Regions from separate parts of the Homo sapiens genome. Here region 1 is linked to region 2. A link is an interaction called in ENCODE POLR2A ChIA-PET data of the cell type or tissue named here. Cell type or tissue: PC-3. All regions are shown on one strand. Links, peaks and the distances in the headings refer to the core of each region. The heading gives the core; the rest is flanking DNA. Region 1 has its middle 17 kb from the start of TMEM41B. Region 2 overlaps TMEM41B (transmembrane protein 41B).

Region 1 (4,394 bases), core at 137-4,136, 50 kb after region 2:
CAATAGGATCAGGTCCCTGGAAACCAGCTGGTGAAGCTGGAAAGAAGAAGCCGACTATGGTTGCAGGGTAGCCAGGGTCTGCACCTTCCAATACTGGGGCAGCAGTGAGTTCTGTCCCCAAACTGTTTGGGGAAAGGCCTAGGCTCCTGTCAAGGGCAATCATCCAGGCCAACCTCCCTGGATTGACATCACTCAAGTTTCAAAAGAATGGAGGATGCTCAGCTGGACTTTCATTTACTTATTTTGAGACAAGGTCTCACTCACTCAGGCTGGAGTGCAGTGGCACGATCTCGGCTCACTGCAATCTCCGCCTCCTGGGCTCTAACGATCCTCCCACCTCAGCCTCCCAAGTGGCTGGGACTACAGGCGTGCAACACCACGCCCAGCTAAACTTTTTTGTATTTTTTTTTGTAGAGACAGGATTTTGCCATGTTGCCTAGGCTGGTCTCAAACTCTTAAGCTCAAGTGATCCTCCCATCTAGGCCTCCCAAAATGCTGGGATTACAGGTGTGAACCACTGCACTTGGCCTCAGCTGGCCTTTCATTTGTACTGGGTGGAGAGAGTGCTGGACAGGAGTCCAGGTGGTTCAGGCTTTGAGGCTTGGCCCTCTGCCCCATTTCACTTGATGCTATCTGCCCAGGCCAGTAAATAATTCTAGTATCTAAATAGTCTAAATTATCTGAACAAAACGGAATATTATTACCTTTTAAAAAGAACAGCTTTATTTTCTATTTATTTTTTTCATAGAACATATCATCAATCATCATTATATTACATGGCATATTTGCTTGGATTTATTTGTTTTATGGTCCCTCCCTAGCTGGAATCTAAGCTCCATGAGGTCAGGGGACTTTTTCTGCTTCCTTCACTGCTGTCTTTTCAAAGCTTAGGAGAATCCCTGGCACATTATTGTTCAGAAGATCTTTGATGAGTTTGTTGCCAAAAAAAAAAAATTGTTAACAAAAGGTCAAATAGTAAAGTTCAAAAAGTAAAAGTTGGCTGGGCACAGTGCCTCACACCTGCAATCCCAGCACTTTGGGAGGCCAAGGCGGGAGGATCATGAGGTCAGGAGTTCGAGACCAGCCTGGCCAACATGGTGAAACCCCGTCTCTCCTAAAAATACAAAAATTAGCCGGGCATGGTGGCAGGTGCCTATAATCCTAGCTATTTGGGAGGCTGAGGCAGGAGAATCACTTGAACCCAGGAATCGGAGGTTGCAGTGAGCCAAGATTGCACCACCGTACTCCAGCCTGAATGACAGAGCAAGACTGTCTCAAAAAAAAAAAAAAAGGAAAAATTAAGAGTCCCTATCCATATCTTTATCTAATTCCACTTCCCTAAAATAGCCACTATAACATTTCTGTGTGCAACATTAATCCTAGAACAATCTGTCTTGTTTACTTCTGTATATCCTAAGCAGAGAACAGTGCCTGGCATACATCAAAGTACTTAATAAAAACGATTTGAAAATTCACTGAATGAGTTGTAAGCAGTTTTGAGGTTGGGGTGGCATGGTTAGCAAGAAGGGTTGGCAGCTGTAGGCTATCTCCCCAAACAAGTTACGGTGAGCTCCTTGAGTTAGCCATTCATTTATGCACCCCAAGTACCCAGAAGTATGCCGGAACACTCTACCATTTATTTATTGAGCACTTACACAATTACCCAATCATATACTGTCAAGAGGAATTTGATACTGCAACCTGCTACACTACTTCTGACTTCCTTGAATAAGGCTCCCTGCCCTATTAAACTGGCCCAATGCCTTCCTACCAAAGCATGTGGCCTCAGGGCAGAACTCCTACCCCAAGGGGATCTCTCTGCCTCTTGGCTACTGACCAGGCCGGAAGACACGGACACTCATACTCATGTCCAGCATGTCTGGATGGGACATTGCCCAGTTAGAACCTCTAAGAGACAGTGATTTGTCAACATCTCTTTGTGAGGGTGTTGATTCGCTCCTTTTGGGGGGCTTCGTCTGAGAGCTAGCTTCTCTGTGGAAAAGGCAGTCAAAGCCGGATGTGAGCAACTCAGTCACACTGAAAATACAATGTTGAAGCACCAACCTGGAATGTAGCAATTTACAGCTGTCACACCACAATCACTAAGTGAAATCACATTTTGCACCAGACTTCCAAAGACATAATCATATGAAAACTATTTTTATTGCTTTGAAAGATTGGCAAAAGCTGTTTGCCTCAAATGTAAGAAAGTCTACTATAGGATTTCTGTTGAGAAGCACAAATATACAAGGCAAAGTGGTTCTTTTCTTTCTTTCTTTCTTTCTTTCTTTTGAGATGGATTTTCGCTCTTGTTGCCCAGGCTGGAGTGCAATGGCACGATCTCAGCTCACCTCAACCTCTGCCTCCCAGGTTCAAGGGATTCTCCTGCGTCAGCTTCCCAAGTAGCTGGGATTACAAGCATGTGCCACCACGTCCAGCTAATTTTGTATTTTTAGTAGAGACGGGGTTTCTCCATGTTGGTTGGGCTGATCTCAAACTCCTGACCTCAGGTGATCTGCCCGCCTCGGCCTCCAAAAGTGCAGGGATTATAGGTGTGAGCCACTGTGCCCAGCCCAAAGTGGTTATTTTCTATTTTACATCAGAATACATTTAATTATCAATAAAGTGATATACTAAGCATAGAAGAGTGACTTAGGTGGAATCCTTGATAGTTAATAACTTTATTAAAGCAACAAAACAAAATCAAATTTCCTAGAATTTACCTTCATGAGAGTAAAACTTATTAGCAGGACTGGCATACTTTTTTTTTTTTTTTTTTTGAGACGGAGTCTCGCTCTGTCACCCAGGCTGAGGTGCAGTGGCGCAATCTCAGCTCACTGCAACCTCCACCTCCCGGGTTCAAGCAATTCTCCTGCCTCAGCTTCCTGAGTAGCTGGGACTACAGGCGCCTGCCACTACGCCCGGCTAATATTTTGTATTTTTAGTAGAGACGGGGTTTCACCACGTTAGCCAGGATGGTCTTGATCTCCTGACCTCGTGATCCACCCGCCTCGGCCTCCCAAAGTGCTAGGATTACAGGCGTGAGCCACCGCACCGGGCCAGGACTGGTACACTTTTAGGCTCCGATTCAGCTTTGTTTTCTTCTTCAAGAAGACAAGAGAAATGTGACAACCATTTGCCATACAGTATTCAATCCTGTATTAGAAATAAACAAAGACCGGGTGTGGTGGCTTACACCAGTAACCCCAGCATTTTGGGAGGCTGAGGCTGGTGGATCACCTGAGGTCGGGAGTTTGAGACCAGCCTGACCAACATGGAGAAACAACCCCTCTACTAAAAATACAAAATTAGCTGGGTGTGGTGGTGTGTGCCTGTGGTCACAGCTACTTGGGAGGCTGAGGTGGGAGGATTGCTTGAGCCAGGGAGATCGAGGCTGCAATGAGTTGTGACCGTGCCCCTGGACAACAGAGCAAGACTGTCTCAAAAAAAAAAAAAAGCATTGATTCAATATTAAGTTTCTTTAGTATGATAATTATTCTGTAGTTATATATGAGAACATCTTTGTTCTGAAGAGCTACATCTTGACGAGTTTGGGGGTAAAATGTTAATGATGACTGCAACTTACTCTCAACTGGTTCGGCCAAGAAAAGTGAGAGTGTGAGTGAGTGTGTGTGTGTGTGTGTGTGTGTGTGTGTGTATGTGTGTGCAGGGAGAGAGAGAGAGGGAAAGCAAATATGGGAAAAATGTTAGCAGTTAGGCAATCTAGACGAAGAGCATACGGGTGGTCATTATACCATTCTTGCAACTTTTCTTCACGTTTGAAAATTTTTTAAATAAAAAGTTGGGAAATTATATATATACACATACATATATATATATTTGCATATTATGCTTAAGGCCTACAGTTTTTATATACTTAGTATCCTTTTCCTCCTTCCTATGATTACAGACCTATCACATTGCCTCCTCCCAATCAAGGGACCTCTTTACCTGGCCACAGTAAGTGATCCAAGGCAATGGTGATAACTCAAAGCATTTAATAGTCGGCAGGTCAAAGGTTGTTACCAATCAGAGTAGACACTAGATAGACGGTGGTACCTGGGCACACTGGTTGAATATAAGTGCTGGTCCAAATGTTGGCATGTGACACGGGATGAGCCAATCCAAGTCCTTCCCGTGGATTTTTGAAATTAGTCTGAAAAAATAGTGAGAGATTCCACAGGCTGTGAAGTCCTAGGGTAAGCTTCACTTCTCCCTTTCTCAGGGTTTGTTTATATGAACCAACAAATTACCCCTCTGGCCAGGTGCAGTGCTCACACCTGTAATCCCAGCACTTTGGGAGGCGGAGGCGGGCGGATCACCTGAGTGAGTTCGAGACCAGCCTGGCCAACACGGTGAAACCTCGTCTCTACTAAAAATACAAAAACTAGCCA
Region 2 (4,394 bases), core at 198-4,197:
ACAGGCGTGAGCCACCACGTCCAGCTAATTTTTGTTATTTTTAGTAGAGACAGGGTTTCACCATGTTGGCCAGGCTGGTCTCAAACTCCTGACCTCAGGTAATCTGCCCATCTTGGCCTCCAAAAGTGCTGGGATTACAGTCCTGAGCCACTGTGCCCGGCCTTACCTAAACAATTTAAATTGCTTTAGAATCTTCAAAAGCCGGCTGGGCTTGGTGGCTCACGCCTGTAATCCCAACACTTTGGGAGGCCTAGGAGGGTGAATCACCTGAGGTCGGGAGTTCAGTCTGACCAACGTGGAGAAACCCCATTTCTATTAAAAATACAAAATTAGCTGAGTGTGGTGGGTGGCACGTGCCTGTAATCCCAACTACTCCGGAGGCTGAGGCAGGAGAATCGCTTGAACCTGGGAGGCAGAGGTTGCAGTGAGCCAAGATCGCACCGTTGCACTCCAGCCTGGGCAACGAAAGCGAAACTCTGTCTCCAAAAAAAAAAAAAAAAACCTCAAAAGCCAACAATTACAAGTTTTAAATATTTTAGCCAGGCACCGTGGCTCACGCCTGTAATCCCAGGACTTTGAGAGGCCGAGGCGGGCGGATCACGAAATCAGGAGATCGAGACGATCCTGGCTAACACGATGAAACCCCGTCTCTACTAAAAGTGCGAAAAACCAGCCGGGCAAGGTGGCAGGCGCGAGTCCCAGCTCCTCGGGAGGCTGAGGCAGGAGAATGGCGTGAACCCGGGAGGCGGAGTCTGCAATAAGCCGAGATGGCGCCACTGCACTCCAGCCTGGGCGACAGAGAGACACTCCACCTCAAAAAAACAATTTTTAAATATTTTGTTGTTTTTTTTTTTTTGATACAGTCTCGTACTCTCGCCCAGGCTGGAGTGCAGTGGCGCCATCTCGGCTCACTACAAGCTCCGCCTCCCGGGTTCATGCCATTCTCCTGCCTCAGCCTCCCTAGTAGCTGGGACTACAGGCGGCCGCCACCACACCGGGCTAATTTTTTGTATTTTTAGTAGAGACGGGGTTTCACCATGTTAGCCAGGATGGTCTCAATCTCCTGACCTTGTCTCCACCCGCCTCGGCCTCCCAAAGTGCTGGGATTACAGCCGTGAGCCACCGCGCCTGGCCTGTTTTGAGATGGAGTCTCACTTTGTCACCCAGGCTGTAGTACACTGGTGTGATGTTGGCTCACTACAACCTCTGCCTCCCGCGTTCAAGCGACTCTCCTGCCTCAGCCTCCCAAGTAGCTGGGATTACAGGTGCACACCACCACACCCAACTAATTTTTTATTTTTAGTAGAGACGGGGTTTCTCCATGTTGGCCAGGCTGGTCTCGAACTCCTGACCTCAGGTGATCCACCCACCTTGGCCTCTGGAAGTGCTAGGATTACAGGTGTGAGCTACCGTGCCCGGCCATTTCATTGTTCTTAGTGGTGAAAATGTACATCGAAATTTAAGAATATACTTTTATTCAACGAAGAGTTTGTTTTTAGTTTTTTGAGACAGAGTCTGGCTCTGTTGCCCAGGCTGGAATGCAGTGGCACAATTTCATCTCATGGCAACCTCCACCTTCTGGGTTCAAGCAATTCTTCTGCCTCAGCCTCCCAAGTAGCTAGGACTATAGGCGTGTGCCACCACACCTGGCTAATTTTTCATATGTTTAGTAGAGACGGGGTTTCACTGTGATGGCCAGGCTGGTCTTGAACTCCTGACTGCAGGTGATCCACCTGCTTCGACCTTCCAAAGTGCTGGGATTACAGGCGTGAGCCACCTTGCTCGGCCAGAGTTTTTTAATGTAAGTACTTCCATGAAATAAATCCCAAATGTGACATTTAGGTTTCTCCAATACAATTTATTATTATTACATTTTAGCTTGCATTTACTAAGTGTCATGGAAATATTATACTCAAAATAACAGAGCTCCAGAGAAAGACAGTTAACTAAGAAAGAACAGTTTCACTTTCTTAGCTTGTCAACTCCTAGTTAGCCTGCTTGCCTCCGCACCACAGATGCTTGTCTTCTTGTGGTTGTTACCACAAGCCAAAGCTTGAATTTACATGGGCATCAGGCCAAGTCTGTAAATCCGTGAAGACAGGCCATCAACTGCATTGAGGGTACAGCCTTGCTGAAGGGTCCTTTCTTGACAGTCAATGATGATGAATCTGGAAAAACTGTCTATTCTCTTAGGAGAAGAAAATATACCCCACCTAAAGTCGCAGCTACCATTAACAAAAAAAAAAATTAGCAAAGGGAAAGAATCAATGGTAAGGACAGTAAATATACTCTGAGAATAGAGTAAGTACAATTTACACACGCTGGAGTAAATAGTGAAGCTTCTACTGAGTTCTACTGAGTCTAAGCTCTTTTATTTTTAAAATTCTGATAAAAATTTACTCAATTACATTTTATACATTAATATTTAGTGAATTTGTCCAAAAAGGCTATGTTTAATTTATGTGTAAAAATAACAAAAGATGTATCAGTCAGTCTCTGGGCAATAAGAAAGGAAGAAAGCCTTGCTAGAAATAATAAATAATCTCACGCAAAAGGCCAGGTGACATAAGAATACTACAATAATCAATATGTTTTCTTTGTATTTACAATAAAATCCATCTGTTAACACTGTGATAGAAAAAATAATCAGTCCACATCATGTAATAAAAACAGGCTTTGAGGATGATTATACCTCTTATAATAAAAACATACAAGGATTTCTCACAGCTAAAGTACTTTTCAACTTTGACAACTAATAACAGTCATGGGTGAAGGTAAAACTGACAGAGTACTTTAGATCAGCTATGTCCTACAGTCAAGGAATCAAGGGCATTACCCATTTACCAAGCAGCAAAAAGCACTTTCATTTTTCCAGAACTATTTAAATACAGTAGTTGCCATGTGATCAGTTAATTTTACTTTGTGAGTTAGATAAAGTAAAGACTAAATTGGGAAACTGCAATAAGTAATCAAAAGTAGCTCCAAACAACAAAGCCATCAATAGAAACAAAAGGCATTTTTCTAGGTGTATCATGCATAAAAAGAATAATTACATAATATTATTAAATATATTCCTTAATGACCAGATTAATAAATGAGGTAAAATTTAGTCATTGGAACAAATAAACTATATTTAATCACTTGTGTTTTGCTGTCACTGTTTAAAATAATTAACTTAATGTCTAAAAACTACATACTCTTGAATGTTTGCTTTTTAGAGCCCCTTGTGGGATATTAAAGAGCCATAACAAATTATCTGAATATAAATTATCAATACCAGGCTGGGCACAGTGGCTCATGCCTGTAATCCCAGCACTTTGGGAGGTGGAAGTGGGCATATAGCCTGAGGTCAGGAGTTCAAGACCAGCCCGGCCAACATGGTGAAACCCCGTCTCTACTAAAAACACAAAAATTAGCTGGGCACGGTGGCACACACCTGTAATCCCAGCTACTCAGGAGGCTGGGCCAGGAGAATCGCTTGAACCCAGGAGGCGGAGTTTGCAGTGAGCCGAGATCACACCACGCACTCCACTCCAGCCTGGGCAACAGCAAGACTCCGTCTCAAAAAAAAAAAAAATTATCAATACCAAATATGATACAGTTATGTAATACCCATTTTGCATATGCACAGTGGAAATACTGTAAAAACTACAAGATGAAAGAAAACCGACTGGCCAGAACTTTAAATTTCAGACTAATCCATGATAAAAATCTAGATGATAAAAAACAAAAATAAAATTAACAAAATAGATAACTTGATATCCTTTCCATATTCAGTCGTCTACTAACATGCCATCTCCAAACAAATCCATTACCTCAAAAGAGGAAGAAAATGGGCCAGGCGCGGTGGCTCACGCCTGTAATCCCAGCACTTTGGGAGGCCAAGGCGGGCAGATCACGAGGTCAGGAGATCGAGACCATCCTGGCTAACACGGTGAAACCCCGTCTCTACTAAAAATACAAAAAAATTAGCTGGGCATGGTGGCGGGCGCCTGTAGTCCCAGCTACTCAGGAGGCTGAGACAGGAGAATGGCGTGAACCCAGGAGGTGGAGCTTGCAGTGAGTGGAGATCGCGCCACTGCACTCCAGCCTGGGCGGCAGAGCTAGACTCCGTCTCAAAACAGAAAAAAAAAAAAAAAAAAAAAGAGGAAGAAAATGTAAATCTCTTTTTAAGTTTTCCAGTTTATGCTCTGAAAAAAGCCTAACATTAACAAAACCTGCAACACTACTTTAAAAAATCTAGAATTTAAAAATATCTATTTTAGTTATTAAAGATAAAAAATATTCAATTAAATTGAATGAATTAGCTGGATCAACAATTTCCTACCACACTACTATTATCTACAGCTACCCTTGGTATAATAATTTATAAGATGTCTAAGATGTCTACCTTA

Evidence for each region. Peaks named below come from ENCODE experiments on the same cell type or tissue, not always from the same donor. Only the 100,000 strongest peaks of a DNase experiment are listed, where the experiment ranks them.
Region 1: POLR2A ChIA-PET joins it to region 2 with 9 read pairs; 5 of 35 experiments call an interaction of 5 or more read pairs at or near these places.

Annotation. Positions count from the first base shown.
Region 1 is chr11:9,329,184-9,333,577 of GRCh38, forward strand. No RefSeq gene overlaps it. Among named protein-coding and RNA genes, the nearest start is that of TMEM41B, 17 kb to the left of the region's middle. In PC-3, for the core only: no CTCF peak of the experiment used is centred there; DNase peaks (open chromatin) are centred at 1,778 and 2,048; H3K4me3 peaks cover 270 bases; H3K27ac peaks cover 2,791 bases.
Region 2 is chr11:9,278,817-9,283,210 of GRCh38, forward strand. TMEM41B (transmembrane protein 41B) reads right to left here. Exons shown (of 7, transcript NM_015012.4): 7 at 1,838-4,394. Among named protein-coding and RNA genes, the nearest start is that of TRL-CAA5-1, 5.8 kb to the left of the region's middle. In PC-3, for the core only: no CTCF peak of the experiment used is centred there; a DNase peak (open chromatin) is centred at 2,035.